Linked DNA regions of Homo sapiens: region 2 is linked to region 1. The links are chromatin contacts, found by Hi-C or POLR2A ChIA-PET in ENCODE. All regions are on one chromosome and are shown on one strand. The core of a region is the stretch at or near the end of the contact, and the rest is flanking DNA. Distances in the headings are between cores, read along the strand shown.

Region 1 (5,102 bases), core at 1,570-4,069:
GGGCAGAAATAAAAGCTCAGACAACAAAGCAAGGCTCCTCTTACACACTACTATGTCTGAATACAAATGGTTCATAATTGAAGGCTAAACTTCCTCATCTCACCCACAGCCAGCTGCAAGGGCAAACATGGACACTCTGTTGCATCATATAGAAACTGCTGGGCATGCAGGAGTGTGGAAGACAAAAGGCTGGCAATGTGTCAGGCTCTGTGGGGCAGGGTCAACTGCAATGAGTGCTTATATGCGAGGCGAGTGTTTAGCACGGGGAGAAGGGCCCATCGCACTGCAGGAAGCCTTCTCCCTGAGACTCGGGGCAATGCCTTGGGAGAGTATGGGGTGGTACTTCCTATTAAAATGTGGCATAGAAGGGGTTATTTGCGGATGTTCTCGTCTTCTGCAGCTTTGAGGCTGAGATCTCAAGGCCTTGGGCAGACTGGAATCTTTTCAATTCCACAGAAGTGCTGTTGGCGAAGAAAGAACATTCGTTTGGTGTTGCTCTCCTTGCTTTTCACTCTTTTCCCCTCGCTTTTCTGATTGATTCGCTTTTACTAGCTCTTGCTTGCTCTGAAATCTCCGGAAAAGCCAGGTTTTGATTCCTTATGTTTCTCTAGTTCTCCCCTTTTCCTTCCTATTACCACCTTCCTTTTTCACAGGAGCCAGAGAGGTGGTCTCTGCGTGCTTCCCACACCACATTGACAAGGAAAGGGAGGGACATTCCAAGGCTGGAAGCCCTGCCAGGACTGGGTGCATTATAAGGTGGTGACTGACTGTGGTGAAAGTCCCTTCGATGTCCTACGGATTCTCCCATGTGACTGACGCGAGATGCGTGGCTCTATTCATTTTAATTACATTTAGAATCAGTATTTATATCTTGAAATGAGTCTTCTTCCTCCAAGCCTTTGCCGGCACACTGTTTTTCATCTTGGCATTCTCCCAGATTTAAAAAATTGACCTGAGATGGACACAGGGGTGGAAGAGGTTTTGGTGCCCTGTGTCTTTCTCTCTACTGATAAGACTTTTGCTTCTAAAGAGAGACTGGCCCCACTAACAGCAATGATATTGGCACTGCACATTATTCAGAAGCTACGGGGGGCAGGAATGGTTTATAGCTATGGACATTAACTTTGAATAATGTGTATTCTTAGTAAAACCTCTAAGATTAAAAAAATTAAAATGTTTGCTTAAGTAACGAGATTCATTGGCTGACTCTATTGGGATGTGATTCACAAGTCAATTCATGCTGGGGCATCTGTCAAAGAAGAGAACCCTAGAAAAGTAGCCTGTCACCCTTATTTCTGGGGAATAAGAGGCAAGCTATTAAGGCCATTTCTCAAAACTAAACAGCCATCCTCACAACAATGACAGCAGCCATCCCACCCTCTGCGATGACATACAAATATGGAAAAATGTTATGTGCAGATTCTCTAAATTAAAAATGAGGAGGGACAAAGGGGAACACACATTCAGTTCAGTCAAAGACAACTTCAAATGAAGAAGTTACTGCTATTTTTCTGCACTGAAAATTGATTTCTGGTTCACCAAGAGACCAGCCTGATTCTAAGTGTGGTCTCAGTATTGGGGTCTCTACAAGCATCACTAGCCAGCTCATTCCTGCCCACTGAGCCCAAGGACCAGGGTAAATCAATAAAAAGTACAAATAATCTTAGGTTGGTACAGATTCTCTGCATGGCATCAAAAAGTATGATGAACAGGGACTATTACAGAATAGCTGCCTGGAAATATACCCACTATTCAGGGCTGCAATTTATCAATTAAGAACACAACTTTTATTTTGGACAGAATGTCTAAGAAGCTAATGGGTGTTAATTTGGAGGAGCAAAGCCTTTGTTTTGTAAAGTACAGGACGGACAGCACTCTGGATTTAATCACAGTCCACCATTATGGTGGGCCCCAAAAGTCTCGGAGGCAGCAAATCTCTGAATATTTTGTTTAGCTTCAGCATTGAATCAACTCTATAAAATGAGGGGATATTTGACTTAGCTGATACTTTTGTTCATATTTTACTTGCACATTTTTAAAAGATGTAAATAAATCTGTGTTTGGTTTAAGTTTTCCTGGTCATGATGCTGCTTCAAAGGAAAAAAAAAGAATTAATAAAAGGAGGCATGAAAAACCTAATTCTTTTTCAAAAATAATAGGGATAAAAGAACAGTGTGAAATCAATGGTGGCACTGAAATAATAGTTACAAAGGAAATGCAGTACAGTACATAGCTTAACTCTAGTTTTTAGGGATTGCAAATTAGACATCCCAGGAACAAACTGTTAACGTCAACTTTCCCCAGTCACTCCAGGTCATCATTTAAGTTGCCAATGAGGAAACATCCTCAAATAGGACATGTCTTGTTCAAATTAAATATTGCTACATAAAGGTCACAATGCCTTTTATTTTTGGTGAGGCATGTCTTGCCTGATATTGGGCAGATCTGACTCAGTCTGACATCCCCTCAATCCAATCCCATGGTTGGGGGTGGTGGGGCAGCAGCGGGGGGGTTACAGCCCTACCTGATCGAGGCAGTTGCTGCGTAGATATCTCAGTGCTTGCTGAATACTTTGAGGCAGGGGCTGTCCCGTTCTTTGGACGTGGACTATGAGAGGAACGCCAAAGACAGCCTTGTCTTTGTAGTCGGGAACTTTCATCCTCTTCATGAACTTTGGAACTGACCTAGAATTTACAGAAACCAGGTCATGCAAGCCTCCTGGGTCACACTGTGGGGTGAGGCTCTGGAAGCAAGCATGAGGGAAGCCAGGCTTTTGTTGGAATACCCAACAGATGCGGGGTGAATTCAACATTCTCTCTGCATTAATCACAGGACACTGCTGTGCTCTGTGTGGCCCTTGCCTGCTTGCTATCTCTAGCTACTAAACAGCATGAGTCACGTTCCCAGAATGTATTTGTAGCTCTGTTTTCAGGTCAAGTGGACAACTTTCCAATTTAACTGTGATAGACTTATTTCTCAAGTGCTGAACACTTAAAAGTCCCCAACAAAACAAAACAAATTAAAAATTACAAGAGGAAGAAGAAATCTGGCTGGGGTTGGAGGAAAAGGAAGGGAGAAAAGAAGAACAATATTTCTTGGCTCTATCTTACTTTTCTAGAGCCAGTTGTAGTTTTCAAAGGACATTTTAATACAGAAGCATATATTGATTTGACCATGAATTTATAACCTTCTAAAATATTTCATAAAAGCACCATTGATTTTTTAAATATGTATAATATAAAACATAGAACAATTACTGACACATTTTGTATTTTTTCAAACCCACCAAATCATCTACAATAGGTCCACATTCAAGTTCTAACATGCTTCTGTCAATTCCTTATTACAAGGTTTACTGCATATTCTTGTTTCTATTTGCCAATGAAATAAAAGCAGAAATGTATTTGAAGAATTAAATGCTCTTTGAATGAATCAATGCTCTAAGTGGTAAGCTTTGCATCAGGCCAGAAGGTACAAGTGACAGCTGTTTCTGTGCAAACTGCCAGGATTATTTTATGGCAAGTTTATTTTTATTTCCTCTGTTCACAATTAATCACCCTTTACTTGTCTCTTTTTCCTTTCTTGGAGCCTGACTGCCTTCCCTGGAAACCAACTGAGAACTACAAATAGAGCAATGTTTCCTGTAGGGTCCACTGCATCGAGGCTACGGCAGAGCTCATGCCTTATGTCCAGGAGATCATCAGTGAAGGCAATGAATGGGTTTTTCAGATATCACAAAGTAAACATGGAAGCTTCTGCAATCACACACTTAGCTCTAGAGCCAAGGATCCCCTCCTAGGTGAATGTGCTACGCACCATGTCCAGCCGTGCTTGTTGGACATGGAGTGCTTCTCCATGATGGCCGTGAGGCGGAGCAGTGAGAAGCGCTGGAGCAGGCTCAGCTGGCTGGCCGTCTGGCTGCTGATGTGGGGCGATGCTGGGGCCGGCCGGGGCTGGTGCGACAGCTGGAAACTGTTCCATCGGAGTCGCCTTTACCAGAGAGACCATCAGAGAAGCCAGTCACAAAGTGGACTTGGTAGCGGGAAACACGGGACATCACCAAGGTACACGCAGCTAATCAAGATAGCAGCCGAGCAAAGAAAATCGCAAAGCAAATGGAACAGAAGACACAAGTGTGCAGAATAAACATAGGACATGATTTTTCCAAGTCAGATAAATCTGGAAAAAGTCTTATTATCCATTTTATTAGGGGGTTTAAATAAGTGATAGAGGAAATATTATGTTTGTTTATTCCAAATTTGTTCCCAAAGTGTTGAGAGCAAGCTGAGACAGTGTGTGTGTGAGTGAGTGTGTGTGTGTGTGTATGTGAGAGAGAGAGAGAGAGAAACAGAGGGAGAGAGAGAAACGGAAAGAGAGGAAAGAGACGGAGACAGGGAGATATAGACAGAAGCAGAGAGAGCAGAGAGATAGAAAAGAGAGAGACAGATGTAGATGGAGAGATGGAGAGATGAGACAAAAAGAGATACAGAGGCAGAGGATGGAGAGACAGACAGAGACAGAAAGATAGAGACAGAGCAAGAGACAGAGAGAGGGAAGACAGAGATAGAGCAATATAGACAGAGGACAGACAGAGGTAGAGCGATAAAGACAAAGAGAGAAAGAGAGAGAGATACAGACAGGGAGCAAGAAACAGAGAGAGAGAGAGGGAGAGAGCTGTCGAATGTCTAGGGCTGTAGAAAATTTTCTCATTGTCTTCCATGTGTCTACACTCTATATCTTGCTCAGTATTGAGATGGAGCCCGAAGATGAGAGGTACAGAGGTGACACATCACTGAACCACAAGACACACCCTTGCCTCAACCAGAAACCCAGCAGCACAGGGCCATTTTTCTATGGTGCTTCTGAAACGGTCTTTGTAGGTCAGCTTTGATGTACTTTGTAATTGGCACTTTAAAGCAAAAACAAACTTGCAGAGTACACATCTTAGGCCTCAGAAATTTCTTATAGGAGCAAAAAAAGTGTAAAATTTGGGGAAGAGACATTTTGATGAACGCATCACAGGAAGGTCAGGGGAAGAGTCGGTGCCTAGGAACTGGGTATTGGTTATCCAGGATTCCCTGCCTATGGTGCCCAGTATAACG
Region 2 (4,566 bases), core at 121-2,620, 45 kb before region 1:
AATGTCTGAGATTAAGAACAACCTGAATGTGCACATTAAAACTATTCACCAAGTTCCAAGCAGAAGGGATGAGAAAACAAAAAACAAAAAACAACAACAACAAACCCAGTCACTGAAGGTGGTCTGTTAAATTCTTAAATTTCAAGAATAAAAAGAAAATATGATAAACTTCTAGACAGAAATAACCAGTGACTTAGAGAATCAGAGTGTCATTCAATGTTTCATGTGCAACACCTGACATGAAATCAGGGAGGGGAACCTGACTGTTGAGAGAAAAGGACTGCAACCTGAGATCCTTAGACCCACTCAGGATGCCGTTGGCCTTTTGGGGAAGAGGAAGGCGTGTGTGTGCTGAGTTTCAGAGTGAGTTCAGAGTAGGTTGCTTATGCAGCTGGGATAGAGGAAACTGCTAGAGGAAGACTGTAAGCAAACAGTACCATAGTACTCCTCCCAGTACTACCCTCCTCCCAGTACCACCAACCCCACCAACAAAGACAGGAGCACATGAGGTGGAAAAGAAACAGTTGTCAGCAGTGCACATATAATTAAATCCAATGACAGTAGTAGACCCTAAATGAGAATTCTGAAACTAGAAAAGGCAATTCTCTTTTTTTCTTTTTTTCTTTTTTTTTTTTGAGACAGGGTCTCACTCCATCACCCAGGCATCACCAGGTCTCACTCCATCACCAGGAGCGCAATGGTGCAATCACGGCTCATTGCAGCCTTGACCTCTTGGGCTCAAACTAACCTCCTGCCTCATTTTTTGATTATTTTTAGAGATGGGGGTCTCGCTATGTTGTCTCAATTCCTGAGCTCAAGCGATACTCCTGCCTCGACCTCCCGAAGTGCTGGGGTTACAGGACTGAGCCACCACTGTGCCTGGCCAGGCAATTCTAGTAATCTGGAATGAAATACTAAGCTACTTTAGAAAAACCTAGAAGTTAGGGGTGGAGGAAGAATAAAGTGAAATGAAGCAAAGCACTTACAAGATTTCATTCTGATCTGGATAAAGGTAGAGTGGAGAAGAATAGAGAAGTGAAAATATTCTAAAAGACTCATCTTATTGGGATAGATGAACTTGGTGACGGAAATAAGTTACATATTGTTTAGTTAAATTATAAAACAGGAATATGTGCTTTCTTATGAGTTTCTAGAGAGAGGGGACATTTATAGAATAGGAAATTATAGTAGAATAACAATATTATCAAAAGGAAAATGATAATAACAAGAAGCTTTTGAAAACTAGTTAAAAAAACAAAAGGAAGGAGAAGAGACAACAAAGTAAACCAAAGTGAACATAAAGTAAACATAAAATTAGACAGAATAAAATAAGCACATATATGATGAAGTCATCAAAAACAAACAGAGTACGAGAAACTGTCAGAGCCAAGAAAAGCCCAAGAGACATGATGATTAAATGTTATGTGATATCCCCGATGGGATCCTGAAAAAGAAAAGAAGCATTAGACAAAGACTAAAGAAATCTATTGTTTTTAGCTTTAACAAAAAGTGGAGTTATAAGGCTACATCAGGTTTGACAAAACCGTGGAATGGGATGTAATTGGGCTTCTGATTTAAGCTTTCAGTGGAGATTGATATAGTCTTGTGAGCCAGGAAATTTTGTTTTCTTCCATGTTTCAACTCAGCTTTTTCTTGCATGTCTGTTTCAGCAGTCGTCAGGCTGACTTTCCAACCACGTGGTGGAAAATTACCAGTGACAGTTTCCAAATTTATATTTCCTCTGATTAACAGACCATTTGTTCATTCATTCATTCAGTCATTCATGTAAGAAACATTTTTGCTTGCCTACTATGTGCCAGGTACACTACCATGTTCTACTATGTTTTGAGGTTAAGATAAACCTGACATTATTCCGTCCTTGGAGTTTACTAGGTAATAGGAGAGAAAGACATTACTCTATTACTTAGACAAATAACTGTATTATTACAAATGAGAAAAGTGCCACGAAAAAAGAGTTCTGTGCATGATGACACTGTTCCCCAACCTAGTCTAGGGTATTAAGGAGGATTTCCTGAAGGAAGTGGCATGAAACTGAGACCTAAGCATAAATAGGAGTTACCCAGCCAATAGGGACAGGAGTTACCCAGTCAATGGAGACAGATGTGGTGAATGCCATTATACAAGAGTTTGGTGATGGGCCAAGGGAGACAGGGAGAAAGTTGACCTATTTATCCTGAGCCCATCCTGAATATCTAGTACAAAGTGGATTCAATATGTTTCTATTTATTTAATACAATGTATGCATTTGTGACTACTAAAGAACATGCAGTTTTTAAGTGTCCATGTAATATTTACAAAAATAGTTGATCAGGTACTTGACCACGTACAAAAACTTTAATCTCAACAAGATACCTTGGAAACCTAGACAACATTGATATTTCCTAGGAAAATACAAATTATTAACATAGAGTGAAGCAGTAGAAAACTTGAGTAGACTGAATACTCAAGAAGAGATTAGAAAAGTTATTAAAATGTGTTATTGAAAAAGTTAACAGGATTGAATAATTTGATAGCTGAACACTATTTAACCTTAAAGAATGGGCAATTCTGATGTGATTTAAACTATTTAAGACCAGGAAGAAGATAGACAAGTTCTCAATGTATTTGTAAAGCCAATCTTATTACTAAAACCCTATGAGGATACTGCAAAAAGATCAATGCTATCTACTAGATGCAAAAACACTCTAAATGTGATTTTAGCTTGAGCAATCTCAAAATATATTAACAGACCAATGCGCTATGGTCAAGTAGAGTTTATTGCAAAAATGCGAGGTTATATGGGTTTCAGGAAATCCAGCAATATATTCATTAAATCAACATATTAGAGCAGAAAAATAAACATAGCAATTGATGCTGAAAAGCCATTTTGATAAAAATCCAGCAGCTATTCTTAACAACTTTATGAAAAGATGTACATGAGGAGCCTTTTTAACTATGGGCCGGGCACAGTGGCTCATGCTTGTAATCCCAGCACTGTGGGAGGCCGGGGTGGGCGGACCAGTTGAGGTCAGGAGTTCAAGACCAGCCTGGCCACATGGTGAAATCCCATCTCTACTAAAAATACAAACATTAGCCAGGCATGGTGGTGCACACATGTAATCCCAGGTACTCAGGAGAGTGGGGTGGGAGGATCACTTGAACCCAGGAGCCAAGATCCAGCCATTGCATTCCAGCCAGGGCGACAGAGCGTGACTCCATCTCAAAAACAAAAACAAAAAACAAAAAACTGTGACAAAAACTACAAAAATAAGCAAACATTATTTTAAACAACAAAACACTAAAATCACTTCAATTATTATCAGGAATCAGATAAGAATGTTTGATCTTACCATTACTATTGTCTTAGAGGTTGTAGCAAATGCAGTGGGAAAAGGCAGTAAAATAATTTGTCAATGCCAGGTGTGGAGGGGCATGCCTGCCTATAGTCCCAGCTACTCAGAAAGCTGAGGCAGGAGGATCCTGTGAGCTGAGAAGTTTGAGTCCAGACTGGGCAACATAGCAAGACCCCATCTCTAAAATAAAATTTTAAAAATAACGATTTATATAAACATTGGAAAAGAAAGATTAAAACTCTATTTTTGTTGATAATATTATTGTATTCCTGAAAAACCCAACAGACTTAAGAAAAAAAGTATTTGAATTGATGAGATAATTTGATAAAATGGGGACATATAAAATATGCACATGTAATAATCAACAGCAAAAGTCCATCTAACATGGAAATGGAAAAAATTAATTCGTGGCGTAATACAATGCAAAGAAATCCTGTGTGAAGAAAACTAAAGTCCTGAGAACAAAACTCAAACAAATGGAACAGCATACTAAGTTCTAGAGGTATACTAAGTTTTTAGATCTGTAGACTGAAAATAATTTAAATGTTAGATCCCCCCAAATTCATTATATACATCAATATGTATATAACGTATATAATATTGATGTATATTATTACACAATATATTGCAATTCCAATTAGAAGCACACCATTTGCAAATAATATTAAGTGATCTTAAAGTTTATATAGAAAATTAAATGCCCAAGAATAAAATGTATGAAAAGAATAGTGAGTGTAGATATTAAAACACACTGCAAAGTCACTATAATCAAATACATAAGTCATTTACAGTTTTTGAAATAAATAAACATGTTAGAGTGATTGAATAGCAGACCTTCCAACTAGCTTCCAAAATATATGCAACTTTAATATATTATGAAGTTGCTATTTCAATTCAGGGTGAGAAGGAAGGTGCTGACTCTCCATCCAGGAGAAAATAGAAATGGGCACTTGTTTCTCAGAATATAGACAAATAAATTCCAGGGAACTGAAGACTTCAGTGTAAAAATAAATAAATGAATAGATAAATGAGTGAATGAATGAATTTTCAGAAGAAAGTCTGGGAGCCTATACATACAGTTTAGGGTTTGTAGAGACTTCTTAACCAAGAAAAGAAACCAAAATCTGTAGGAGATTGAAACGAGGTCAGTGAGAAATTATAGAGTTAAAAATACATTTGCATCACAGATGATAGATGAAAGTTAACATCTTTA

Evidence for each region. Hi-C counts contacts between places; a loop is a spot of excess contacts on that map. ChIA-PET counts read pairs that join two places held with the same protein, here RNA polymerase II (POLR2A).
Region 2: a map of endothelial cell of hepatic sinusoid shows a loop between it and region 1 (5-fold over the local background). The contact joins two enhancer-like sites. A Hi-C loop is called at or near these places in 3 of 168 maps with a recorded cell type or tissue (Caco-2, endothelial cell of hepatic sinusoid and endothelial cell of umbilical vein). POLR2A ChIA-PET finds 5 or more read pairs at or near these places in 3 of 52 experiments (Panc1, WTC11 and endothelial cell of umbilical vein).

The regions. Positions count from the first base shown.
Region 1 is chr13:33,123,557-33,128,658 of GRCh38, forward strand. STARD13 (StAR related lipid transfer domain containing 13) reads right to left here. Exons shown (of 14, transcript NM_178006.4): 6 at 3,817-3,990; 7 at 2,525-2,684. Among named protein-coding and RNA genes, the nearest start is that of KL, 110 kb to the left of the region's middle. Within about 2 kb of position 2,820, at least 25 of the 41 ENCODE cell types and tissues checked have a DNase peak (open chromatin) inside an H3K27ac peak, as active enhancers do.
Region 2 is chr13:33,079,786-33,084,351 of GRCh38, forward strand. No RefSeq gene overlaps it. Among named protein-coding and RNA genes, the nearest start is that of KL, 66 kb to the left of the region's middle. Within about 2 kb of position 1,371, at least 2 of the 41 ENCODE cell types and tissues checked have a DNase peak (open chromatin) inside an H3K27ac peak, as active enhancers do.